Regions from separate parts of the Homo sapiens genome. Here regions 1, 2 and 4 are each linked to region 3. A link is a contact called in ENCODE Hi-C or POLR2A ChIA-PET data. All regions are on one chromosome and are shown on one strand. Each heading gives the region's core, a stretch centred on a gene start or an enhancer-like site at or near the end of the contact. The rest is flanking DNA. Distances are from core to core; before and after follow the strand shown.

Region 1 (5,637 bases), core at 1,827-4,326, 200 kb before region 3:
CATTTGAAACGTCTTAAACTTGACTGCATATTGTAATTCCTCCCCCCAAACCCCCACCTGGGATGATCCTGTTCCGTGGTGGTTATTCCATGGTGTTACTAGGTGTGGAAGAGAAAATGGGCTTTGGAAATAATGTACGTGAAGAACTTAGCACAGTCCTTGGCACGTAGCAGATGTTCAATAAACATAAAAGTAAATTTTTCCTCTCTTCCTTGGGTTTGAGAGACCTGGGGATGATGATATTGGATGCAGTTTTGGTTGCATGCTCCGTTTTTAAATTAGGGTAATGAGGTCCCCCCCATTCCTCCTCCCACTCAAACTTCCAGCTCTCCAGACATTTCTGTGGTAGATTAAAAATGAAACTCACGTCTTGGTCCTAGAAGTAAAAATAAGGAAAAATTGAGCTCTTCTTCCTGGATCATGTGTTGCCCTTTAAAGGAAGGATGGCACATGCCCTGGAAGAGTGGTACACCATTCAGTACAGAAGAGCAGAGGGTCAAAGGGGACCCTTTCCTGCATCTGTCGAGTAGTCCTGCAGGTGAGGATTTTGGTTGTCGTTGGTTTCACATGTCCAGGTGGAACCAGATGAATTACCTAATTTCTCCTGGCACTGGCTTCTGGGAAGTGGCCCAGATGGTCGAAGCCTGACCATTGGCAGAGTGCTAGCTTTGCTGGGCCGTGCCTCTGAACTGGGATCTGCTAGGAGCAGCCATTTGCCTTCTCCGTCTTGTAGCAGGTTCCATGTGAACAGACGAAAAGGGCATCAAATCTAATGTTCTAGAAAAAATAAGAGCCATCATTGGCTTATTTATGTTCCATAATATTATGGGGCCTGGCATTTTAATAATAATTATGCTCTGGGCCCGGCGCGGTGGCTCACACCTGTAATCCCAGCACTTTGGGAGGCCAGGCGGGCGGATCACGAGGTCAGGAGTTCAAGACCAGCCTGGCCAACGTGGTGAAACCCTGTTTGTACTAAAAATACCAGCTGGGCGTGGTGGTGCGCGCCTGTAATCCCAGCTACTGGGGAGGCTGAGGCAGGAGAATTGCTTAACCGGGAATTGGGAGGTGGAGGTTGCAGTGAGCCAAGATCACGCCACTGCTCTCCAGCCTGGGATACAGAGCGAGACTTCATCTCAAAAAAAAAATAATAATAATAATAATTATTATTATTATTATGCTCTGGATTTACTACTTAGTTGCTTTTTACTTGAGGAAGTGAAAGCTTTTTCATGACCTGTTATCTCATTGATTCTTAATTGTCTCTGAAGTCGTTAAAGTTTAATAGAGTCTATTATTCCCATTTTATAGGCAAAGAAATGGAGGTAACATGATTTGCTTTAAGTTGCAAATGAGTTGGTCCCTGAACTGGGATTTGAATTGGGTTCTTCTTCTTCTTCTTTTTTTGAGACGGAGTCTCTTGCTCTGTCGCGCCCAGTCTGGAGTGCAATGGCGCAGTCTTGGCTCATGCACTCTGCCTCCTGGGTTCGAGCGATTCTTCTGCCTCAGCCTCTCAAGTAGCTGGGACTACAGGCACCTGCCACCACGCCCTGCTAATTTTTTGTATTTTTTAGTAGAGACAGGGTTTCACCGTGTTGGTCAGGCTGGTCTCGAACTCCTGACCTCAGGTGATTCACCCTCCTTGGCCTTCCAAAGTGCTGAGATTACAGGCGTAAGCCACCACACCCGGCCCAGGTTTTCCTTCTTAAGTTTCACTTCACTGAGACCTTTAGGGGGAAAAAATCCACACATCTTTTTCTTTTTTCTTTTCTTTTTTTTTTTTGGAAGCGGAAGGACTTAAAGATACCAGATCATTGTGCTTTTCTGATGACTAGGTAGTGGATGATAGTTAACATTTATTGAGTGTTTATCTGCAGGAATCTGTGCTAGGTGCTGCATAGACATTACCTCATTTATTCCTCACAACAACATTCAAGGTAGAACTTATCATCCCCAGTTTTACGGATGACAAGGTTTTGTGAGGTCCTAGGTCAAGGGAGTGATAGTGAGTGACAAAGCCTTGACTGAAAGCAGGGCTGGGTTCAATCCTGGGCTTTCTGATTCCAGAGTGTGTGCTCCTCCTAACCCGTGTGCTAACGGGCCTTAGGGATGACTAATGGGCAGGCCTGAGAGCCCTGACGCCTGCTGCTGCCACCACCCCAGGTCTGATGGGAGGTGGGGTTGGACGGGCTTTATGTTCTATTGCAGTACAATTTTCACATTCTGGTCTTTTCCTTTGCTAGAAGCATTCATCTAGCCAGGTGGGGGGTCATTACTTTAGAAAAAATAATCAGAGCTGAGAAAACGTCTGCATTTGCAGAGAATGAAGTATTTAATAAGACCAGATGGGCCGGGCGCAGTGGCTCATGCCTGTAATACCAACACTTTGGGAGGTTGAGGTGGGCAGATTGCTTGAGCCCAGTAGTTTGAGAGCAGACTGGGCAACATAGCTAAACCCCATCTCTACAAAAAGTACAAAAATTAGCTGGGCGTGGTGGTGTGTACCTGTGGTCCCAGCTACTCTGGAGGCTGAGGTGGGAGGATTGCCTGCGCTCAGGAGGCCGAGGTTGCAGTGAGCTGAGATCACACCACTGCACTCCAGCACTCCAGCCTGGGTGACAGAGCAAGACTCTGTCTCAAAAAAAAAAAAAAAAAAAAAAAGACTAGATGGGGAGATGAGGGACAGAGAGAATCAAAGAGAATCAAAGTGGTTTGTGGACAGAGGAAATGAGTGATACTCTGACCCAGAGGCCATCTTTAGTGTCCAGGCCATTTTGCTTGAGCTGCTGGTGAAACTGTGAAACTGGAGGCATGGCACTTGGGCTAAAGTCTGTGCGGTGAATAAGGCCCTCAGTTTCTGCTTTAGGTGGCAGAGCTGAAAATCTGATTCCTTTTTGGTCTTTAGCTTCCGGTGTACTTCAATGCAGTACATTGTGGGCGTGGTGGGGATGTGGTTCAGAAATTTACCTAAACTCTGTGGACTTCCCCCTCTCTCCAGCCACGCACTCTGTCATCTTTGGTTCCAGTCTTTAGAATTCAGCTCGGATCCCCTGGGTGATGGGTGGTGTCAGACACTCAGGTGCTTGGATTGCCCCGGTGGAGAGAACAGCATCCTGCCCCCATGGGCTTCAGTTGTACGTGACTTGCTGTTTTCTTGGAGGTGGGCTTTAGTCATCTCTAGCTATAAAGACACAAAAAAACTGGGAAGAATGACCAGGAAACTGTCACCCCAAGCCTTGCAGTTGATTGCATTTTTTTTTTTTTTTCTGAGATGGAGTCTTGCTCTGTGGGCCAGGCTGGAGTGCAGTGGCACGACCTCGGCTCACTGCAAGCTCCGCCTCCCGGGTTCACACCATTCTCCTGCCTCAGCCTCCCGAGTAGCTGGGACTACAGGCACCTGCCACCATGCCCGGCTAATTTTCTGTATTTTTTTTTTAGTAGAGACAAGGTTTCACCGTGTTAGCCAGGATGGTCTCGATCTCCTGACCTTGTGATCCACTGGCCTCGGCCTCCCAAAGTGTTGGGATTACAGGTGTGAGCCACTGTGCCCAGCCTTTTTTTTTTTTTTTTTTTTTTTAAATTGAGACAGCATCTCACTCTGCCACCTAGGCTGGAGTGCAGTGGTGCGATCATGGTTCACTGCAACCTTGACTGCCTGAGTAGTTGAGACTACAGGCGTGCACCACCAAGCCTGGCTAATTTTTAAAATTTTTTGTAGAGATGGGGTTTTGCCACATTGTCCAGGCTGGTCTAGAGCTCCTGGGCTCGAACAATTTGCCTGCCTCAGCCTCTCAAAGTGCTGGGATTACAGGTGTGAGCCACCATGCCTGGCCCCATTGACTTTTTCTCATTGGTGAGTTCAACAGAGGAGAGATGATTGCCGCAGTTTTAAAAAAGAAAAGAGGCCAGGTGTGGTGGGTCATGCCTGTAATCCCAGCCCTTTGAGAGGCCGAGGTGGGCAGATCACCTGAGGTGAGGAGTTCCAGACCAGCCTGGCCAACATGGTGAAACTCTGTCTCTACAAAAAAAATACAAAAAATAGCCAGGTGTGGGTGTTGCACACTTGTATTCCCAGCTACTCAGGAGGATGAGGTAGGTGGATCATTTGAGCCTGGGAGGCCAAGGCTGCAGTGAGCGGAGATCGCACCACTGCATTCCAGCCTTGGTGATAGAGCAAGACCCTACTGTCCCAAAAAAAAAAAAAAAAAAAAAAAAAAAAATTAAAGAAAAGGCTGGGTGCAATGTCTCACGTCTGTAATCCCAGCACTTTGAGAGGCTGGGCCAAGGTAGGAGTATTGCTTGAGGCCAGGAGTTTGAGACCAGCCTGCGCAACATAGTGAGACCCTGTCTCTACAAAAATTTTAAAAATTAGCCGGGCATGGTGGTGTACACCTATAGTCGCAGCTGCTCAGAAGGCTGAGGTGGGAGGATCACTTGAGGCCAGGAGTTTGAGGCTGCAGTGAGCTATAATCACACCACTGCATTCCAGTCTGGGTGACAGAGTGAGACCCTGTCTCTTAAAAGAAAAAGGGAGGACAGAAATCAGATTAAAGAAGAGAGAAGAAGTGAGACTGTTGGCTTATACCTTGATGAAAGGTGGAAGCGGAAGGGCAAGAGCTTCTGCTAAGTAGTGAGGACCTTGGCAAGGACAACAGTATCTTTTTCGTGTTCTGTTAGGCCGTGTCTCTCTAGCGCCCAGCTCAGAGTGCATGTGTGTTATGTGTGAGGGAATCTAGTGAGGAGTCTTCCTGCATTAGGCACGTCTGCAGGTGTCTGTTGAATTGTATATCTGTTGAAGGATTCAGTCTGGTTAACTCTGGCAGGAGATTCGGTCTGGTTAACTCTGGCAGGAGAGGGATGGACAGCACAGCCTTGTGGTTAACTAGTGGCTTTTATTGACTTTTCCTGTGTAAAGGCGAAATAAACCTTAGTGGGTCCCAGGCTTCTCTTCTCTCCTGCCCATGCTTCTTTTTTTTTCTTTTTTTTTTTTGAGACAGAGTCTTACTCTGTGGCCCCGGCTGGAGTGGCCCCAGCTGGAGTGGCATGATCTCGGCTCACTGCAGCCTTGACCTCCTGGGCCAGGCCATCCCCCAACCTCAGCCTCCTGAGTAGCTGGGACTACAGGCCCACACCACCACACCCGACTAATTTTTAAATTTTGTGGAGAGACAAGCTCTCTCTGTGTTGCCCAGTCTGGTCTTGAACTGCTGGGCTCAGGTGATCCCTGCAAAGTGCTGGGATTACAGGCACCCCACTGCACCCAGCCCTCTGTCTCTTTTCTGTTGCCAGTTGAAGTCTGGAGGTAGCATGGGTCCCGGGAGGCCAGTGCCAGTGTTGGAAGCCAAGAGAGGAGGAGCAGCTTGGTCAGGGGGAAGATGCAGAGTGCTCACTCCTGGCACCTGGAGCCCCCAGGGGAATGGCAGCTACCCTTTAGCGTGGACTGTCCCCAGCCCACAGAAAGTCAGCTTACAGAGGTTCTAGCCATATTCCTCCCTCCTCCACCAACAAAGCTCCTTGTTGTGGCTGAGAATTGTCAGGCTGTGATGGGACAGGGACAGGGGTGGGAGAGCAGCACCTGGCGCTGATGAGCACAGCAGCGATGGCAGCATCAGAGATGCTTAGAGACTGTTGGCCATG
Region 2 (6,808 bases), core at 4,031-6,530, 170 kb before region 3:
GCTGGAGCAACGGCCCAGTCCCTCTGCACACTGTGAATCCTGGCAGCCAGGGCAGAGATGTGGACCAAAGGGAAGTCTGATTACCGACTATGTGGCCTCAGAGTGCCCTTCTCCTCTGACGAGCTCCCAGTGCTTTCGTGGACGTGACCTCATGAGGCCCTCACACTCATTCCATAGGTATTTTCTCAGGCAAGTCACAGACGGCATCCCAGCACACAGGGAGAGCTGAGAGCCTCAGTTCTCTCTAAAACATGAGGAAGCATGCACCCATCCCAGGGTGTCGGCAAAGAGGCCATCCTAGACGCTGCGCTTCTCACAGCTGTTCTGGCTAGCAGCATCGGCTGCTTCTCAAAAATGATTCTGAGAGCTTAGGAAAAAGCGAATACCTCCAAAGTCCCAAAATAAGTTTCTAGAATTCCACAGAACAGAGTAACAGTCCTGCCTCACCTCCTCACAGATCAAGGGCCCATGTTGCCTTAAATCATTTCTAAGATAAACCAAAAAAGGAATAAAGGTGGCAGGGAAGAAGGAAGAAGGAAGGAAGAGAAAAAAAAGCATGTGTCTTGCCTAGAACAAAGGAGTTCTCATTTTAATCTCCAGATGGACACTGTCATTCCACAACGCCTGTCGGCTCCAGACCAACCCAAGAAGCACGATCTGCGGACAAACTGCTCATTTTACATTTCTTTCTCGTCCCTTAGAGAAAAGCACATGTATTTCTACAAGAGTCCTCATTTGGCCGGGTGCAGTGGCTCATGCCTGTAATCCCAGCACTTTGGGAGGCCGAGGCAGGTGGATCACGAGGTCAGGAGTTCAAGACCAGCCTGGCCAATATAGTGAAACCCTGTCTCTACTAAAAATACAGAAAATTAGCTGGGTGTGGTGGCGGACGCCTGTAATCCCAGCTACTCGGGAGGCTGAGGCAGAATTGCTTGAACCCGGGAGGTGGAGGTTGCAGTGAGCTGAGATCCTGCTACTGCACTCCAGCCTGGGTGACAGAGTGAGACTCCATGTCAAAAAGAAAAAAAAAAGTCTTCTGGAGAAAGTTAAAGAATGTTCTTAATAAGTCATTGAATTTTACATATTTTTGACTTTGTGTGTTGGGGGATAATTTTGTTTATAAAGTCTTTAAAAACTGACCATTTTTTGCATTGGTTAATTTACCCATGAGACCATTTATTTGTAGTTAATAAAATACAAATCTATTTAAAATGTTGAATTCATAGTTTTTGGTCACAAGGCATGTTTGAAGTTTGTCGCCCCATGCTAATCTAAAAGCGCCTAACTCCCCTCGAGCTCCTTTAGTATGCTTTCCATATATCCTACGTCAAACTGTTTGGTGGCCACATCTGTTTGAGGAAGGTGAGCTAAAGTGTGGAACCGGCCTTTCTTTCAGCGGCTCGTTGGGGCATTAGTGGTTGTGGTAATTATTATATCACTCTTTGAGTATCGGCTCTCAGTTGGACACTCTCCCAGGCATTTCAGGTTGGTTGTTTATTTGAACCTCACCTCAAAATCATTACATCCATAAGAGGCACATACTAATATATCTTTGTTTTGTGGTGGGGAAATGTAGCCTGAGGAAGCTTGCCCGAGCCAGGGTCTGGTGAGGTCTCCGGTTTGAGTCTGCGACTGTGGAGCTCTGGCGCCTCAGCTCTTCCCAGAGCAGCTCCCGGCTCCTGTGCTGCTCCCCCGTGGAGTGTCCTCACCTGTGAACACCTGCTCACCTGTGAGTGTCCCCTCAGTAGGGCGGGTCTGAGCTCTGGCAAGGTTGCTAGGCTTTTCTCCCTCCCCCAACGCTTCCACAGAGGCAGGGCTCGGCACTGGGCACGCTATCTGATTCCCCCTTTGCTCATGTGAATTCTCGCCATTTCCTCTCTTTCCTCTTCACTCTGCTGGACTTGGTCTCATCCTTCAGGATCTCCTCAGATCCACCCTTTCTTCCGTGAAACTTGCATCTATTTACCTACTTTTACAAGCATCATTTAATAATTATTTTTATTTAATTTTTAAATTTTACTCTTTTTTTTTTTTGAGACGGAGTCTCACTCTGTCATCCAGGCTGAAGTACAGGGTGCAACCTTGGCTCACTGCAACCTCCGCCTCCCAGGTTCAAGCGATTCTCCTGCCTCAGGCTTCTGAGTAGCTGGGATTACAGGTGTGCGTGACCACGCCTGGCTAATTTTTGTATTTTTAGTAGACAGGGTTTCACCATGTTGGTCAGGCTGGTCTCGAACTCCTGACCTAGTGATCTGCCCACCTCGGCCTCCCAAAGTGCTGGGATTACAGGCGTGAGCCACCACGCCCAGCCAATTTTTAGTCATTTTTACAATAGAGAAGGGGTTTCGCTGTGTTGCCCAGGCTGGTCTCAAATTCCTGGTCTCAAGTGATCTTCCCATCTTGGCCTCCCAAAGTGCTGGGATTACAGGCGTGAGCCACCACACCTGGTCCTCATTTTTATTATAATATGTACTTAAATGTATTGAACTGAATTTGTTAGAAGCCTGTCCTTAACCTTTACCTCTCTTCTGAGCTGTTGTCAGTGGGATCCCCATGCTGTAGGCATGAGTGGGTGTGTGTGGGTGTGTGTGTGTGTGTGTGTGTGTGTGTGTTTGCATGTACACTGCCCAGTGGCCAAGACTGTGAATCCATAGGGCAGATTCATCAAATATTGTCGCTTGAGTAAATGCCTTAAATATATGTGTTCTACTTTTTTTTGCAGGGTATGTAGATGCCGTTGTGATGAACAGAATACAAATGCATGGGAAAATGTTGAATTCTTAGTAGCTTTTTTATTGTTAGGCATTATTTTCAGCCAATAGGTTGTATGGAATAGCCTCTATCACATAAAGATAACAAAATCACTGATGGTGAAAACGAGTAGTTATGCCAGGATAGACCAGGGATGCTGGCCATCCTGTTCATTTGCATCTGTGCCACAGGTGTTCTGTTCTTTCAGCACGTGTTGGTTGACTGCTTAGCTGGATGGTGGCCCTTGTCCATGGAACCTCTGTCTCACCTACCCTTGATCAGTCCCATGGAGTGTGTGCACACATGGGTGCCCAGGAAGTACTTACAGATTTGACTTAGTCCTTGGATCCTATTTCCCCTGTTCCACTACCCATTCCCATCTGCTATTTCACTTTCTTGAATTCCCTCTTACTTTTCTTCCTTTGTCTAGTTCTTACAGATAACCCTAACCTCCAATAATTTTCTGTCAATTAATTGCAGCTGCTTCCTGAGTTCCAGCTGCACATTTAGCAAGGCTCAGGCTACACTGGGGGCAGATACATAATCATTGAAATAATTACTCATGGACCATTTTTGCCAGGTATCATGGAAGATGCTTTAGAAATGCATTCTGTCGTTTACTTCCTAGAAATACCCTAGACAGTTGGTACTGTCTTTATCACCATTGGCAGGGGAGTTAACTAGGAATTGGACAGCCAAGTGTGTGGCAGAGTCAGGATTAATCTCAGTCCAACTCCCAAGCCTGTGCTCTGAAGCCCTCTGCTACCCTCATCTCCTGAGGATTGGTCATGGTTCTTCCCCTGAGGAATTTTCCATTGGAGAAACAGAAACAATGCAAACAGTACTGTCTGGATATGAATAAGGATTGAATTGTTTGGAACTGCAGAGGAGTGAGGAGGTGGAGGGGCTCAGAAAGGACGAGAAGAGATGGAGGCTTTGTGAAGAAGGCAGGTCTTCTGCGGGGTTCTGGAATAAGGCTGGAGAGGGGAGGAGGAGCGCTCAGGTGTGGGGAACCACACCCAGGCCCGAGGGAGTGGAATGTGCCCACAGGCTGTGGGGCCACTTTGGAGGGCAGTTATCTCAGGGAAAGTGGGATGAAGCTGGGTGGCCAGAGTCAGGGACTGGAAATTCGATGGGAGGCATGAAGCAGTGGATGATAAGGAAACGTGTGTGGTTGTCAAGCAGGATGTGGCAGGATGAGGGTTCTGTCTGAGAATGATGAAGCTGGCAGCAGATGGCAGATCCTGCATGGCATGGAGTTACCTCCGACTCCTCTCTAGTTCATGTGTGTTGACTCTTCATTGCCTGTGTGCCCTGTGGCCCAGTATTATTTCTTCTGGTCCTGGGAACAGCTGTCTACATGGAAGTCCCACGGTGGTTGGTCCCGTGGTGGTTGGTCAGACCACCCTCGAGTGCAGTGTAGTGAAAAGGCATAGAATGTGGAGGTTGGAGACCTGGATTTTTGACTCCTGGCTTTATAGCTTACTAGTTGGACAAGTGATCTGACCTTTCTTAATTCTATTTTCCCCCTTATCTGTAACTTGCAGATAATTATAACTACTTACAGGGTGGTTTCTGGATTAAGATGATAGCAGATATCAGTAGAGAGGCTACTTAGTGTTCACGGTTCCAGGCTTCCTGGGATCAGGTGTCAGCTCTTACTGTGTGACTTGGGGCAAGTTACGTAGCCTCTCTGTCTCCTTTTTCTTGTCTATCACATGAGGCTGATCGCTGTATTAAATACTTAACTCACAGTGACAATCAGTATATCAGTAGTAAGTGATGAATACACTATAGCTGCAGTTATTCCTGGGGGCCTCATCTTCATCAGCACCATTATTTCAGTCCTTGGGATGAATGGAGTCAGTGCTTTCTCTAAGGTAGGAGACCAAAGCATGAAGACTCTCTGATGTGTGGTAAGAAATGGTCTCTAATCATTGTGTTAGTGACATGCCTTCAGGACCTCTCTTAAGCATTGAAATTATAGGCACCCTTGTGCCAGTTCCAGGGTCTTTTAGGGGTTCCGGGTATTATTGCAATCCTGTAAAAAGTCATTGCTTTCTGATACAGAAGGACTCTCGCAAGCACAGCCATTCTCAGGCACAGAAATAGTTCCCTTCCTTTTTTTTTTTTTTTTTTTTGGAGACGGGGTCTCACTGTGTTGCCCAGGCTGGTCTCAAACTCTCTTCTTTTTAAATAGAAGGGGAAGGAGGGAAAGGAGAGCAGCGGATGCATGGATTTCCTTTGGCCCAGTTTCCTCCCTCTGTCAGAGGACTTCCTACCGCAGGGAGTGGGAGACACCTGGGGGCAGGCCCGCACCTGCTCTGTGCCCTTTCAGCGATGGCGTTTCTGTTTTGGAGTGTTTGCTTTCCCCTTTTCCCAGACCTCCACCGCGCTTCAGTTTAGCAGTGCGCTTACGGTCAGCAGTGCCATGCGGCTGCTGCTTCTGAAAACCCCCAGCCCTCCTGAACCAGCCAGTGTCCCAGCTGAGCAATTCGGGGTTTTTGTTTTGCTTTGTTTTTTAAAACAAAACTCAAAATCATTGGACCTTATCCTCTGTAGTTGAAGTGAGAGTTACTTTCTGAGGACTGGCTTGTACCAGAAACCAGCTGGTTTTAAGTTGCTGCAGATCTTTAAAGGGACAGCTTATTTGTGGACCAGATTTCCCTACTCACAGAAACTTTCTGTCAGAGGGTTCTAGTGTGGAGGTGGGTTACAGATGGCAGAAATGCCCGAGTTTGATTTTAAATTTTTAATCTTCACGTAGGGTCCAAGTCCTGTGGAGCTAATCTCTGACATCCCCACCCTTGCCCTGTTAGGGTTGGTCAGTGATACATGTGGACGTGTGCTGTGTGCGCAGATAGTGACAGGACCCAAAAGCAGATCATCACATAAGAGTCAGGGCTGTTCGCTGGGGCCTGTGGCGTTGGCAGCAGTGTCCTCAGCCAGCAGCTACTGTGTACATGGCTGGGAGACGGGGCTTTGCATATTTGGCCTCAATCATATAAGGTAAGAATGTGAGGAGAGGGATGTGAGGGAAGAGCCTGGTGCTGTGGAATGCAGGGACAGAGGGCAACAGCAGGCTGGCCTTCTTCCTCTTGAGCTGAGGAGAGGCAGATTTTTTGGGTCTTGATTGGCTCTTTTCTTCATTCTTGTTAGAACACGGAATTCCAGCTCCAGTAGTAACACCATTTTGAATCCTTTGTTTGTAATGTCCTGGAGACTGAGATTAGGAAGCAAACCAACCTTTGTCTGCCTTTGGGGAAGGCCCAGAAGGAAGTCTCTCTGTTATTACCTTAATGGTACCAATTAGTTGGTAACCAATAATGGTTGTTATTGCCATTGTGTTACAAAATTTGCGAGGGTCTCAGATTGTACTGTGTATTATAAATGCAGCAAGAGTAGGGACCACGTCCTTAAAATATGTCCCCACGACCTTGTGCCTATTTGACCCTCAGCTGGTAGCCTGATGGGTAAAGCGGCTCCTTGTCTGCACCAGGGCATCTTACCTTGCAAGGCAATGATCGGCCTGTGGGATTCATGTGGGTGTGGAGTAGGAGGAGACACAGAAGCGACCCTCCTGGCTGGATCAGCATGGGTAGCTGTGTCTTCAGTGAGGCCTGACTATTATCCACTTGCGAAGTTTGTGGTGACTCCTATGGCTTATGGAGCACGTTGATGGGGTGCGGGCTCACAGGAAGAGTCTCACCTCAGTGCCAAGGGGTGTCAGAGATGCTCACTGCCCTCCTCTCCTTGGGGTTGCATGGAGGCAGGATGGCGCTTGGCCGTGGCAGGGTAAGGAACCGGCGACGGAGGCCCATCACGTGTTCACAGCTCTCCTGCGTCAGTGCTTGGGAGATAGGGACTGTCAGGTCCTTAGCCCGCATTTATGTGAAGGCAAGGGGAGCAAAATCATTGTCATTAAAGAATGGAGATGGCTGTCATTTCATCTCACGCCATGGGTGTCCCTAACAGTCTTCCTTTAAACATCCTGTGTCCAGCTTGGGCAACATGTTGAAACCCTGTCTCTACAAAAATACAGAAATTAGCCAGGCGT
Region 3 (7,193 bases), core at 1,049-3,548:
AGGGGCCGACTCCTACCCCTGCCCTGTGCTCTGTGTGTCACGCTCCAGGCTCTTTCAGTGGCTCTCAGTGAACTACCTAAAGGCTCTGAAAGTTCCTTTTTTCAGCCACAGAGTATAAAGAATGAAGATTTCCCTTCCTCACATAGCTGGACTTTGTGATTTCCAAAGAAATCATTAAAAAGACTCAAAACAACCCTTGGACCAGAGAGGAAGGGTCCCCAGGTGGCCACTCCCCTTCTTTCTTCTGCCCTGGGACCCTGAACAGGCCGGCCCAGCCTGCTTTATTGCACTAGAACAGACAGATGACTGGAAATCTAGAAGAAAACCACATTTCTTCTAAAACTGATTGAAAATACACACACATAATTTCTAGTTTTCGGGGACCTCATCTCTTGATTTATATGTCTCAAAGGAAATTTAAAGAACACAAAAGGTTTAGAAATGTAACATGAAGGACTGGAGGTGGCCTCTTGCTGTTGTGAGATGGAGGTGCAGGGACGCCAGCCCCTGCCCTTCTGAGCAGCCGTCTTCCTGTTCTCTCTGCTTCTCTGAGTTTCATGTTGATAGGTTCTTGGTTTGCCTGACCAGTCCACCATCAGCTTGGTTCTGCTTTGCTTAGGAACTTTGGAACCTGCGAGGTTTCCCAACGCGTGTGTGTGTGTGTGTGTGTGTGTGTGTGTGTGTTTTAGAGTGAGGTTTCCCAGCGCGCGTGTGTGTGTGTGTTTGTGTGTTTTAGATTGTAATTCTTACATGCATTTGTTTGGTTTTTTGCCTTCACTTTTCCTCCCAACCTGGAGCTTTATCTCTGCATTAAGTCTGTGTAGCACCAGGTGTCTCCCAGCCCCACTATGTGTATGCTAGACTGGGCCTGCCGGACCAGCCTCACCCTGTCATGACAGCTGCTTGCATGTCTGCAGTATTGCACACCAGCCAGCTGGGACCCCTGTCAGGGCCATGGTGTTTGTCATCGCCCGAGGTTTTAGACTGGACCTCAGCCTTGCAGTGCCAAGGCTGCCCCAGGCCAGGAGCATGGCATTGGTGGTGCCCACCAAATAGGCTTCCTGGGTTGGGGACTCAGAATAGCCGAGTGCCTTCTTAGTCAGCAACACATTTGGTCAGTCTTCCCTCACACTTCCCAGGCTGCATAACCTGAGCAAGGCAGAGTGGAAAATCTACGGTGGCCCCACTCCGTAAACCTGAGCCGCCAAGGAATTCCAGCCCTGAGCACTTTGCTTTGTGAAAGTTTTTGAGACAGGGTCTGGCTCTGTCACCCGGGCTGGAACCCACCCAGTGGCGCCATCTCCACTCACTGCAACCCCCACCTCCCGGGTTCAAGCAATTCTCCTGCCTCAGCCTCCTGAGTAGCTGGGACTACAGGCGTGCGCCACCACACCCAGCTAATTTTGTGTTTTTAGTAGAGACGGGGTTTCACCATGTTGGCCAGCCTGGTCTTGAACTCCAGACCTCAAGTGATCCACCTGTCTCGGCATCCCAAATGCTAGGATTACAGGTGTGAGCCACCGCACTTGGCTGCTTTCTGAAAGTTTAATCCAGTCAGTTGGGCATAGCCATGACAGGTAATTCCCCTTGTGTTTCCCAGGAAAAGGTGACAAAAGCTCTTTGGTGTCTCCGACAGGAGTTCAATAAAAAGGCATTGCTCTGGCCGGGCACGGTGGCTCCCACCTGTAATCCCAGCACTTTGGGAGGCCGAGGCGGGCAGATCACAAGGTCAGGAGATCGAGACCATCCTGGCTAACATGGTGAAACCCCATCTCTACTAAAAATACAAAAAATTAGCCGGGTGTGGTGGCGGGCGCCTGTAGTCCCAGCTACTCAGGAGGCTGAGGCAGGAGAATGACGTGAACCCGGGAGGCGGAGCTTGCAGTGAGCCGAGATCGCGCCACTGCACTCCAGCCTGGGTGACAGAGGGAGACTCTGTCTCAAAAAAAAAAAAAAAAAAGGCATTGCTCCAACACTATTTATCATTATAATATTTATGTTATTATTTATAGTGGTACTATAGTTAGCAGTAAATATAGTGGCATCACCGCCAAAACAAGTGTGAGAAATGAGAGTCCAGAGAGTCCACCCTGGTAAGCTAAGGGCTGCACGTGGCTGCCCAGAGAGGCAGGAAAGTGGAGCCTCAAAATATGCCTGAGAATAAGCGAGCCTCTTTCCTGTCCCTGACGCCTTGGAGCGTGATCCTCAGAGACCAAAGGGAACTGAAAACCAAAAATGATCTCTATCTACGCAGGATGTTCCAAAAGTGTGGCTGAAAGGGGAAGACGTTAACCTTGGGGCTCTACAGAGTTTCTGTGTGCGTGAAACACACAACAGCATATCAGAAGGGAGGGTGTGGGGCCAGCCTCCACCTCTTGAAAGTCTGGTATTCTAAAACGCTTGCAAGCTGATTATTTGGGATTCTGTATTTTCACGTGGAAATAGAGTTGTAAATGGTGGCTCGGCTCATAAAAAGCCCATTTTCCTCATTACACCTCTGTGTGTGGTACTAGTCTGGTGACACTCCAGGACCTAACCCGTGTTCCCTGGGGAAATGCAGCATTCCAGGCTGGGGCCTCTGGGCTCTAGAAGTCTCCCTCATTGGCCCTCTTTTGGTCTGCTGGACACTGCTTTAGGGACCTCCCCAGCTCTGTGGTGATGGTGCCTTTGTCCAACCAGGGGGAGCTGGGAGCCTGTCTAGTGGGCAGAGGTGGATACCAAGATGAGGCAGGTCCCCGGGGCCAGTTGTCCAGCAGGCCTGGAGGACGGCCCGCCGACGTGCCTGCCCGCTGTGGCTGTGCCCACCTCTGCGTCCTCTGCTGGCTGCCACGTGGTTAGCGTTGGTGGCCGGTGCGTTTGGGGTGCTCAGTAAACATTTCTGGCATAAATTAGTAGTCTCCCGCATCATCCTTACCACAGGCCATGATTCATGTATGATATTGCTGTTTTTGATATCAGCATCCATGTAGAAGCCAGTGGGTCAAATAGAACCAGGCAGAATTGAATGATTGAGTCGGAAATGCAGAGCATCAAGCCAGCACCCACCGCCACACAGATTGTCACTGGTGGTTGTCGGGCTATGAACAGAGTTGGGCCTTTGTCTTGGCCCCTCTGGGCTATTATTACTTATTTATTTATTTTTTAGAGATAGGGTCTCACTCACCCAGGCTGGAGTGCAGTGGTGCAGTCACGGCTCTCTGCAGCCTTGACCTCCCGGGCTCAAGCAGCCCTCCCACCGTAGCCTCCTGAGTAGCTGGGACTATAGATACTCACACTACCACACCCAGCTAATTGTTGTAGAGACGGGGTCTCACTGCATTGCCCAGGCTGGTCTCGAACTCCTGGGTTCAGCAGTCATCTCACCCTCACCTCCCAAAGTGCTGGGATCACAGGTGTGAGCCCCCGTACCTCCGAGCTTTCTGACCGCATCCTCACTAATCCTTGTGAGCAAGGCACTCAAGCCTCTGCTCCCCAGTCTCAGGGCTATGGCTCTTGGATTTCGAGTACCAGAAGGACTAAGGTAGGCCCTGCCTGCCTTCCAGATGACCATCTAGGTTCAGTGTGTGGGCTCATCTGCTTGCTTGTTTTTCCAGCTGCCCGGGTGTCTTCTTGATGCAGTGTGCCAAGGTGAAGAGTCTTGGTTGGAGAGAAGGTGGGAATATAGAAGTACAAGTACAGAGAAGGGGACCTGCCCTACAGCTGGCCACTCTTTCCCCCACACTGTTGGCCATTCTACCCCACACTGGGTCTTGGGCCCATGAGAGGCAGGGCCTGGAGTGAGGTGCTCGGGTGCGCCAAGGGCCAGGTGGTAGTGTAGGGGGTACCCCGACTTAGGAAGGCCAGGCCTGGATTCAGGTCCTGCCTTCACTGTCTCCCCAGGCACAGACAAAACAGACTCTACTTACCCTCTCAGGGCCTCTTCAGAAGACGAGGCAGGAAGGGACATCGGGCCTCCCTTCCAGGTGTGACATTCTGATCAGGGTCTGTGGGACTGCTCTTCCTTGAGCTGCCTGAGACGCCAGCATTTGTTACATTTGCCTGGAGCCTGTGTTGAAGAGGGAAAGCTCTGAGTTCAGAGTGGGCAAGAAGATTTGGCTTCTTTTCCAGGCTCTGCCACACTTAACTCCGTTGAGCCTCAGAACCCTCATTTGAATTTGCCCATCCTGGCAGCCACACCTGGCCGGTGTGAGGATCACGTGGGTGGTGCATGCGAGGGCGCCCTGAAGCCGGAGAGTGCCATCCGTGCCCATCTCATGCGCTGCTCTGGACAGGCCTCACTCCCTGGTGGTGTACTGTTGCTTTTTGAAATTTGGTGACAGGCACTGCCTGCCCGCCAGGTGTCAAGCGAGTGGCACTAAAGAGCCACCCCTGGGTCACACGTCCAAAGGAAGTGCTGCTTCAGAGGGAAAGATGGAGCAGATGTGCCCCCGAGTGTTGGAGACGCAGCAGAGTGCTCCAGGGAGGAGGGGTCCTCTGACCAGGACCCGCTCACTGCTCGGGAGCTCAGGAGGGGTGGCCAGCGCCCAGGGCACGCAGGAGTGCTTTGAGAAGTGGTAAATTATAGCACCTGTTAGCAACAGATGGAAACCCGTTACCCTGATGTTGAGAAAAACCAAAAAACTTCCATTTGCCAGAAGCTTGACAGCATCTTTGTTCTTAGAACCAGTGAACCAAGTCTTCTATTTCTTACATCCCCCTAAAAGGCAAAGCATTTACTATAAACCCCCCACCCCCGCCCCATGCATGCTCAGTCAGGTTCCAGTCAGGTGGAACTCCCCTTGTTGGATTGGTTTTTCCCTTCCACTTCTTCTTTTGAAAATTGTATTGATTGGGCATTTTTTCTGATTATAAAAGTAGCCTCGCCCGTTGTGGAAGTGTGGAGCGTACAGGGAAGTCCGAAGGTAGCGGCCCCGCAGCGCAGCTCGGACTCGCCGGCCGCTCACACGCGCTTCTGCCTCTTGCTAGGAGAAAGCCTTTTTGGCTTCTTTAAATGCTTGCTTTACCTGATGCTCCCTTTTTCTAATTTCATTTCCTAATTCTGTTCCCAGTATTCTGTTATATTGTTCTCTGTGTTGGGAAGGGCGTATGAGGATGTGGCCTACATAAAAACAGCTGAAAGCTGTATTTTGTGCTGTCCAGAAAGCAGAAACACGTGTTGTAATTATTACCCGTGCAGGCGCCTGCCTCTTCCTTTTGGATGTGTTTGGTTGTGTATCACATGGGCGCTGTTCCGCTCCACAGCATGGCCTATTCACCTGTGACACCAGTCCCAGGAGGTGGCAGGGACTGTTCACTGACGTATTTGATGGGATTCATCCAGGTGTTCCAAGCCTGAAGACAGACTACACTTTGAAGCCGAGGTTGACTGTAGGTCGGCTGTAAGGCAGAGTGTATTGTTGAGGAAAGAAATCCTCCCTCGTACCCATGCATTCGGCCGGCTGTGCCGTGTGTGCTTAGCACATTGGGTACACTCAGCATTTCACACGCATGCACACTGTCCCTGGCTTTGGTTTTGAAGTTGTACCCAATAGCAGATTCAGTGTGCCCAAGGTACGCCACGCTGGAAGGGTTCAAAGACAGAAAACACCTGTATTCATGCAGCTGCACCGCTGAGCGGCCTCTCAGCCAGCTCTTTGTCTTGTTGGCCTTCTGTTGAGTAAAACAAGGCCATTTCTTCAACCCTGTTCTCTCTGTAAACCACACACTGCCCTCCCCGCGGGCCGAGGCCCCGTGTCTTCCTGGGCTCTGTTGTCCCTGTGTGTGCTCTGTGGTTCTGTGATGGTCCCTTGCCAAACTCCTCTCCCTCGTCCTTGAGTAGCCATCAGACCCCAGATCTAGAGATGTCTCTCTGCACACTGTCTCTCGATGCCCCGTCAGCACTCCTCCCAGCATCGTTCCTGTAAGTTTTGGCGTGTCCTGTCAGCTCACCCCTTTGGTCTCACAATCCAGAGTGTGACAGCCCCCAGCTGCAGCATGGGGTCCCTGCACAGCCATAGAAGGGCCAGAAGGAAAGGGGGTGGTTGGCTCTCCCTGTTCCTGGGGGAGAGAGGGGACAGTGACACGGACGGGTGGAAGTCACCTCTGTGTTTGTACATTTCCCCAAAATTGTCCTGGCTCAGAATTTGAAGGAGCGCAGGTGTGAGCGTCCTGGAGGCCCGTCACCGGATGGCGTGCTGCCCCCACAGACTCAGAGGCCCCTCCTTGCCCTGCACTTGTCAAGGCCAGCTTTGCCTCAGGCACATACCTGTGGTGACATCTTAGAGGATTCCACGTGGGTCTGGGAGGTGACCCCAGGTTGTCACCTGCAAGCCTGGAAGCCATGTTGGCCACTTATTGAATGCAGTCTGTCTCAGAGCCAGGCAGACCTATCCAGGGGCTTTGAGGAGGGGGCCCAAGGCCCCAAAGGCCCCGGTATGACAACCCAGATGCCACTGCCCTCCTGATAAGGAGTAGAGGCAGGAGGGCCCTGTGGCCCGAGTGCTGCCATCATTGTGTAGGGAACACATCATCCCTCTTGGAGGAATCCACACTGTGGCTCTGGCCCCCCGCCCCCTCTGTGATGCTGCCAGAGCTGGATCTGCTCTCGTTCAGTTCCGTGCTGAAAAAAGGACTTAATTCATTTGTAGACTTTGTTTCCCTTGTTTCTGCTTCTCCATTTCTTGTATTATTTTCTTTTCCTCCTGTTGTTCCTTTCTCACTTTTTATGCTTTTTGTCCTCTGCTTGTTTTTATTCCACCTTCTCCCTGTCCCTCTCCACTTCCAAATTCCTGCTCCTCTCCTCCTCTTCCTTTTTTGTCTTTCTCCGTCTCCTCCTCTTCCTTGCTTGGTCCCTTTTGAAGTTGAGCCCAGTGGCGGGACTCCACGACGTAGACCTCTCTCCTTCTGCCCTTGCTGTGTCCAGGAAGGTAACGTAACCTCGCCAACCCCATCCCCACTGCCTCGGAGGGGGTGTAGCAACACTAGTCAAACACAGAGCCAGAACCCACCTACCTCTCTCTCTTTCTTTCTCTCTGACCCTCAATAGTCCTGTTACAAAATGTCATGAGTCTGTGGCAGTTTCTAAAGGTACAGTATCCCTTTGACTGTCTATGGGGAGGACCAGGGTGCAGAGTAAAGCCAGAGAGCCTCCAGGTCTGGGTCCTTCAGGGCTGCAGCATTGGCTGGCCCTTCGTGGCTGGGGCTTTAAGTCTCAG
Region 4 (7,066 bases), core at 200-2,699, 200 kb after region 3:
CCTTATCTGTAAATTGACGTATTAGCACTAACCTCATAGCATTTTTTATCTTATTTATTTATTTATTTATTTTTTGAGACAGAGTCTCACTCTCACCCAGGCTGGAGTGCAGTGGCACGACCTCGGCTCACTGCAAGCTCCACCTCCCAGGTTCACACCATTCTCCTGCCTTAGCCTCCCGATTAGCTGGGACTACAGGCACCCGCCACCATGCCTCGCTAATTTTTTTTGTATTTTTAGTAGAGACGGGGTTTCACCTTGTTAGCCAGGATTGTCTCAATCTCCTGATGTCGTGATCTGCCCACCTCGGCCTCTCAAAGAGCTGGGATTACAGGCGTGAGCCACCGCACCCAGCCTCTTTTTTTGTTGTTGTTGTTGTATTTTGAGTAAGGGTCTCTTTCTGTCACCCAAGCTGGAGTGCAGTGGTGTGATCTCGGCTTGCTGCAACCTCTGCCTCCTGGGTTCAAGCAATTCTCCTGCCTCAGTCTCTCAAGTAGCTGGGACTACAGGCACGCCCCACCATGCCCAGCTAATTTTTGTATTTTTAGTGGAGACAGGCTTTCGCCATGTTGGCCAGGCTGGCCTCAAACTTGAGTTTGGGAGCACCTCGGCCTCCCAAAGTGCTGGGATTACAGGGGTGAGCTACCACGCCCGGCCAGCAGTGGCATCTTTTATCAGACACACATGCAGTCGTGATAGGGCCTCATCAGTAATGAGCAGGATTGGGCTTAAGAAAACATTCAGATGAGGATTGAGTGATTTGCAAACTGAGATGAAATCCTCTCTTTTTCATTTTGTTGGGGAGGGCTGGCTGTGATAATTAAAACAGGTTTTGTAACATAAAATCAAATTGACACAGGCTGGGCGCGGTGACTCACTCCTGTAATCCCAACACTTGTGGAGGCAGAGGTGGGCGGATCACCTGAGGTCAGGAGTTCAAGACCAGCCTGGCCAACATGGTGAAACCCCGTCTCTACAACAATACAAAAATTAGCCAGGCGTGATGGCAGGTGCCTGTAATCCCAGCTACTGGGGAGGCTGACGCAGGAGAATTGCTTGAACTCGGGAGGCAGAGGTTGCAGTGAGCCAAGATCGCACCATTGCACTCCTGCCTGGGCAACAGAGCGAGTCTCAAAAAAAACAAAACAAATTGACACATAGTGTCACTTGGTAAATGACAGTTATTGAGATGAATACAGTCAGTTCTCTGTATCTTTGGGGTCCACACCTGTGAATTCAACCAACTTTTTCTTTTCACTCCCTAAACACTACGGTATAACAACCATTTACATCGTATTAGCTATTTTAAGTGCTGTAGACATGATTTGCAATATAGGGGAGGATGTGTGATGGTTGTATGCAAATACTACGCTGTTTCATATAATGGACATCTAGGCGGGGACTGGGGTTTCCTGAAACCAACTGTGCGTTACATCTTCAGAAGCTTTTTCAGTTCCTTTCAAGCCTGTTGCTTAGGTTGCGCAGTCTACACACCAAGACAAGGGCATTCCTCTGCGGGAGTAAAGGGTACCATGTATCTTTCTCAAGTCTTTGAAAATGATTATTTCCTGTGCTTTTTTTTTTGCAGAGCTGGTGGAGTTGAGATCTATAATGGAGATCGTAAAATAAAGGTTTCCAACACCCTGGAAAGCCGGCTGGATCTCATAGCCCAGCAGGTGAGTGTGGGGGTACTTCTTGGTAGTTGGTCTGCTGTTACTTTGAAGTGGGACAGAGAACACGTGTCCATTCACTGGTATTTGGGATTTGTTGCTGTCTTTCCAGTTTTGGACATTTTCTCAAAAAGAATGAGAATTGGGCATGTAGTAGCATTTGCTGAGGTGGTAACATTTACATGAGGGTGAATTTGGGGTCAGAACAAGTGTTTTGTTGACCTAGGATTCGAATATGTACATTTTACTACATGTAAGGTGCTGACAAGTTCTTTCTCTAACAGGAGTGATGGGAACTAAAGCAAATACTTGTGTTTTTTTGTTTTGTTTTGCTTTTTTGAGATGGAGTTTCACTCTTTTTTGCGCAGGCTGGAGTGCAGTCTTGGCTCACTGCAACTTCCACCTCCCAGGTTCAAGCGATTCTCCTGCTTCAGCCTCCCGAGTAGCTGGGATTACAGGCACCTGCCACCACACCCGGCTAATTTTGTATTTTTAGTAGAGACGGGGTTTCACCATGTTGGCCAGGCTGTTATCAAATTCCTGACCTCAGGTGATCCACCCGCCTTGGCCTCCCAAAGTGCTGGGATTACAGGTGTGAGCCACCGTGCTCAGACACAAATACTTATTTAAAGGAATTATCATAAAGCTGCTGGCTTTTCAGATGTTTCCAGATTTGTACACAGGAACTCTAGGAAACAAGCCAGGAAAATTCCATTTGTTCTAAAATGCTGGGCATCTTCTAGACTTCTAGTGGGAGTCTATTGCTGTGGCTGCCAACCTAGTTATTCCCTGACCTAGATATGCAGTTTACTGTTTATGCAGATACTTGTCTTATAACTAAAGCACTTTCACCTTGATTTTTTCATATTCTGGTAACTTAAACCTCAGAACATTGTTTCCTAGTAGCCACTGTCCCATCCAGTATCATAGCCACTACTCACTTACGGATATTTAATTAAACCGAAAAATTCAGTTTCTCAGCACACAATAACCATCTGTAGCTAGGACTGCCCTGTTGGACAGCCGAGCCTTGGAAGTCCAGGGTTAAGTTCTCCTAAGGATTCATCAGTGGCTGTAGCAAGTGCTTCCAGCCTAAGCTGGCATTGGAAGTGTTCTTTGCAGCTGCTGTGGCCATAGTAGGCACTCAGTAAATGTTTGTTGAAGAAAGAGTGTAGGTGACCCAGCATATTGTGGTGAGATGATTATGATGAGTTAAGTCTGAGATAGTAGTGACTTTAGGTTTTTTTTTGTTTTGTTTTTTTTTAATGTGTCCCTTTTGTAAGCAGTCTGAACCCCAGATTTGGGATGAGTTAAGTTTCTCACCAAGGAATGTGTTACTTGCTTCAGGGAAGGAGAGGGTGGCTTTGATGTGCGTGGCTTTGTGAGTCCTTCCCAGCCACATAGAGGTTCATGGCTTTCCACCTGTGGTTAAGATGTGCAGCACTCTGGCCAGGCTTGGTGGCTCACGCCTGTAATCCCAGCACTGTGGGAGGCCGAGGCGGGTGGATCACGAGGTCAGGAGATCGAGACCATCCCGGCTAACATGGTGAAACCCCGTCTCTACTAAAAATACAAAAAAATTAGCCAGGCATGGTGGCAAGCACCTGTAGTCCCATCTACTTGGGAGGCTGAGGCAGGAGAATGGCGTGAGCTTGCAATGAGCGGAGATGCGCCACTGCACTCCAGCCTGGGCGACAGAGCGAGACTCCGTCTCAAAAAAAAAAAAAAAAAAAAGATGTGCAGCGCTCTACAACTTCTTCAGCTGACATTGCGTATTTATTACACTTTCTCTCCACAGATGATGCCAGAAGTCCGGGGAGCCTTGTTTGGTGCAAATGCCAACAGGAAGTTTTTGGACTAAGCCTTCAGGAGGTGGAGCTCGTCGTCAGCTCTCCTGCTGTGATGTGGAAGCTTCTGATATTTGAAGAAACACGAATGTCTCTGTAGCTTCCTCTTCACTGCCCCAGTATTGCTCTGTATTTATCAGCGATGCCCCTCTGTCACTCATGCCTTGCCTAATTGTTCACAATGGTGGAAAGCTTCATGTAATATGATCAGGACCCACCTCCAGTTCTTCTGAAAGTGTGACAGTGTCCAGCCGGTTCTGCAGCACTAGGGGAGGGGGCAGATGGTGGTTGCATGGGCTTCCTGGGTCTCCACTCTCCGTCTGGCCTAAAGGTGATGTATTTGGTGTTTGGCCCTGCAGTCCCCACTCTTGAGGCTTAAGGCGCATGTGGCACACCACTCCTTCCAGCAGTAGTCGCTTTACTGTTACCTGTTTAGGCCTAGAAGTTTTCCCTCATCTGTAAATGTGATTTAAAATCTAAGCCATGAATATGCTTTATTTATTAAAAGAGTTATGCGGATTTAATGTGATTTCTAGTGTAAGGCACTACAAATTTAGGTTTTGACAGAGTCAAATTCTTACTGAGGCACCTAGAAAAGAAGTATTTTCCCAATCCCCGTGGCACTTGATGGTGACAGCTGTCAGCACCTGGACCCGTTAACCCTCTGGGGGTCCCCTGGGCTGTTGCCCGTTGTTCCCAGCCCATCACCAGGAGCATTCTTTCCACCCTTGCAATCTTCCACACACCCCACATGGCTCTTCAGCGTGACGTGCACAACTTTATTGAGGAAATAGTTTTATTAGTGTTGCCCGAATGAGAAAAACCAAGTTGTTTGTTTTTTCTTTTTCTTTTTTTTTTGAGACGGAGTCTCGCTCTGTTGCCCAGGCTGGGGTGCAGTGGTGCCATCTCGGCTCACTGCAAGCTCCGCCTCCCGGGTTCGTGCCATTCTCCTGCCTCAGCTTCCGGAGTAGCCGGGACTACAGGCGCCCGCCACCACGCCTGGCTAATTTTTTGTATTTTTTGGTAGAGACGGGGTTTCACCGTGTTAGCCAGGATGGTCTCGATCTCCTGACCTCGGATCCGCCTGCCTCGGCCTCCCAAAGTGCTGGGATTACAGGCGTAAGCCACGGCGCCAGACCCAAAAAACCGAGTTATTTTGGAGCAGGTCACTGTGTGCTGGAACCAGATCCTTTCACAGAGGCCCTGTTCTTCCTTCCCTGTCCCATGTTTTATTTTTCCGTAGGTGACGACTAAGAGCTGCCCAGGGCCTTGCAGCTAGTACATGGTGGAGCTGGGACTTGAACTGAGGTCTGTCTCCAGGGCCCATACTCAAATGCAGTTCTCATAACAGAGAGTGAGGCCCCCAGGGCTGACCATGTTAGCACCATCCTCTTCCTTGTTAGCCCAGGTTTCACAGTAGATGGGACTATTGTAAACACCAGCTCCTGCAGCAGGTGCTGATTTTCTTAGGACTTGGCCCTGCTGCTGTGACATTATCTCTCCTGTAGCAGCCTTTGGGGGAGGAATCGAGGTGCGTGAGGAGGGCTCTCACAGCAAACTCAGCTCCTCAAGACGATTCACTTATGAAGGGATAGAATCAAGGCTTAAAACCCAGTGTCACTAACAAGCAGATATTTCCCTATGGCTGTGTTCCTCCACCCCCACAAGTAACAGTTTGAAGAGTGACGGGGGTCTGCTTCTATGCCCTTTTTAATGTTTGGTTTTGAAATGGACGTAGAAAAGTAGATGGTGATAGCATTCACTGCAGCCTATCTGCTGTACCCACTGATGAACAGATGAGATTTTAGCCATTCACCTTTATTTCAGAGTGTTCCTTGGTTACAGGGAGGGGTGTGCAAGACCCTGGGCTCTGGGGGAGGGGCTGAGCTGCCCAGTCAGAGCCGGCCTCAGCCCCCTCAGCCATCCAGGGATTCGAAAGGGTGCTTGGTCTCAAACTAGGTGCTGACTCTGAGGGCTTTCACGGTCCCTTGAACTTCTGATCCTCCTTTTCCTCAAAATCAGTGCTAGGACTCATAAGTTATGGAGTCCAAGATTAACAATGCTAAATCCTCAAGCTGACTGAAGAATGCCGAGTTTGACTGTGAAATAGAAATGTTAAAATACAGAAACAACCCTTCTATTGTGACTACCTGTTAAGGTCCTGCAATTAATACAACGAAAGTACCATTTTTGTTGAAAAGTAGGTGGTTAGGGGCTTCCAAAAGCCCCTGGTAGCTGTGCCCACAAAGGAAAACGAGTGTAGACACGAAGGGGAAGAAGGCTGTGCTCAACTTGTTAGAATATAGGGCTGTTTCTCCCGAGATTGAGGTAGCACTACAACGCAGAGGACCAGGCAGGCCAGAGTGGCCCCACCTGCCCTTGCCCCCTCTAGGCTAAGTGAAACAGCTAGAGAGAGGGCGGCAAGCGCAGGGACTTGACCTCCAGCTCTGTCTAGTCAAAACACTTTAAGATGCGCTCTCCAATCCCAATAAAATAGACCCCTTGAGCAATCCCAAAGAGAGGTGCTATGACCAGTGCCCGGCAGCCAGCGCCTTTCATGAAGGCAGATGGTCCCTCCTGAATCCAGAGTTTCCTGGGGAGAAAGAAGAGCCAGTGAGCTGATGGGCAGGGGCATTCTGCAAGCAGCCCTCAGTGGCAGCCTCTCCATTTGTGCACCTCTCATTTTAGAATAGTGCCTTCCACAACAAGAGCAAGAGGCCAACGGTGTGGGAGCTGTGCCTCGCCCGCTAGGTGCATGCAGGTTGGTTACTTATGCAGTTGGGTCAAGGCCTTGGAAACAGGCTTGATGTGGCTAGAATCTTTGGTGAGAGATGCTGTAGGGATGCCAGGAAGAAGAAAAAGGCTCCCAGTACATTCTGTTTTCTTTGAGAGGTGAGGGAAAGACAGACTTCAAAGAAACCCAGAGCCCAGCAATTCAAGTTGGTCTCTAAATCTGGTCTAGGCAGACACCCACGCAGAGGAACCTGTCCCAGCCACCATTTGAGGGGACACTGGCTCTCACCTGGCACAGTCGGTGATCCCACTGTACATGTCCTCGCCCAGGCCTTTCTTGAGGGTTTGGATTCGAGTTTTCAGAACTAAATCAAGTAAAAGTTAAAGTAAGTAGTGAACAGCTTACTTTCGGTGTCCTCCCCTCAACACTAAGGGGCTGGGCCCTCCTGTAGAGCCACCACATATAAAACTGACTCATAGGCCGGGCGCAGTGGCTCACGCCTGTAATCCCAGCACTTTGGGAGGCTGAGGTGGGCAGATCACAAGGTCAGGAGTTTGAGACCAGCCTGGCCAACATAGTGAAACCCCATCTCTACTAAAAATACAAAAATGAGCCGGGCGTGGCGCGTTCCTGTAGTCCCAGCTACTCATGAGGCTGGGGCAGGAGAATCGCTTGAACCAGGGAGGTGGAGCTTGCAGTGAGCCGAGATTGTACCACTGCACTCCAGCCTGGGCAACAGAGCAAGACTCCATCTCAAAAACAAAAAAAGAAAAAAAAAAACGGTCATGAGGCCAGTTCTGCCATTGTGTGATCTG

The links. A loop is a pair of places that touch in the nucleus more often than their neighbours do. ChIA-PET counts read pairs that join two places held with the same protein, here RNA polymerase II (POLR2A). Pooled maps may share reads with other maps.
Region 1: a loop to region 3 is called in a map with no recorded cell type, with 6 times the contacts of the local background. The contact joins two enhancer-like sites. A Hi-C loop is called at or near these places in 1 of 168 maps with a recorded cell type or tissue (OCI-LY7), 3 of 37 single-sample maps with no recorded cell type and 8 of 50 pooled maps. POLR2A ChIA-PET finds 5 or more read pairs at or near these places in 3 of 52 experiments (Panc1, activated B cell and activated T-cell).
Region 2: a loop to region 3 is called in a pooled map, with 5 times the contacts of the local background. The contact joins two enhancer-like sites. A Hi-C loop is called at or near these places in 3 of 50 pooled maps. POLR2A ChIA-PET finds 5 or more read pairs at or near these places in 4 of 52 experiments (OCI-LY7, PC-3, WTC11 and 1 more).
Region 4: a map with no recorded cell type shows a loop between it and region 3 (12-fold over the local background). The contact joins two enhancer-like sites. A Hi-C loop is called at or near these places in 9 of 37 single-sample maps with no recorded cell type and 5 of 50 pooled maps. POLR2A ChIA-PET finds 5 or more read pairs at or near these places in 1 of 52 experiments (activated B cell).

What each region holds. Positions count from the first base shown.
Region 1 is chr22:17,994,075-17,999,711 of GRCh38, reverse strand. All of the region lies in intron 1 of MICAL3 (microtubule associated monooxygenase, calponin and LIM domain containing 3), which reads left to right. Among named protein-coding and RNA genes, the nearest start is that of MIR648, 16 kb to the right of the region's middle. RefSeq lists enhancers at 3,072-3,271, 4,863-5,363, 5,364-5,637. Within about 2 kb of position 3,076, at least 5 of the 41 ENCODE cell types and tissues checked have a DNase peak (open chromatin) inside an H3K27ac peak, as active enhancers do; they include OCI-LY7, where a contact is called at or near this core.
Region 2 is chr22:17,963,268-17,970,075 of GRCh38, reverse strand. The region is part of intron 1 of MICAL3 (microtubule associated monooxygenase, calponin and LIM domain containing 3); the gene reads left to right. Among named protein-coding and RNA genes, the nearest start is that of MIR648, 14 kb to the left of the region's middle. RefSeq lists a silencer at 1-233. Within about 2 kb of position 5,280, at least 3 of the 41 ENCODE cell types and tissues checked have a DNase peak (open chromatin) inside an H3K27ac peak, as active enhancers do; they include OCI-LY7, where a contact is called at or near this core.
Region 3 is chr22:17,793,441-17,800,633 of GRCh38, reverse strand. All of the region lies in intron 29 of MICAL3 (microtubule associated monooxygenase, calponin and LIM domain containing 3), which reads left to right. Among named protein-coding and RNA genes, the nearest start is that of LINC00528, 20 kb to the right of the region's middle. RefSeq lists enhancers at 2-271, 2,413-2,462, 4,753-4,822, 4,943-5,052, 5,670-6,169. Within about 2 kb of position 2,298, at least 5 of the 41 ENCODE cell types and tissues checked have a DNase peak (open chromatin) inside an H3K27ac peak, as active enhancers do; they include OCI-LY7, where a contact is called at or near this core.
Region 4 is chr22:17,589,139-17,596,204 of GRCh38, reverse strand. It overlaps ATP6V1E1 (ATPase H+ transporting V1 subunit E1), which reads left to right. Exons shown (of 9, transcript NM_001696.4): 8 at 1,589-1,676; 9 at 3,469-4,069. The coding sequence ends at 3,531. It overlaps SLC25A18 (solute carrier family 25 member 18), which reads right to left. Exons shown (of 11, transcript NM_031481.3): 10 at 6,540-6,615; 11 at 5,210-6,110. The coding sequence ends at 5,969. It overlaps LOC101929372 (a long non-coding RNA gene), which reads left to right and starts at 7,013. Exons shown (of 4, transcript NR_171783.1): 1 at 7,013-7,066. Within about 2 kb of position 1,449, at least 4 of the 41 ENCODE cell types and tissues checked have a DNase peak (open chromatin) inside an H3K27ac peak, as active enhancers do.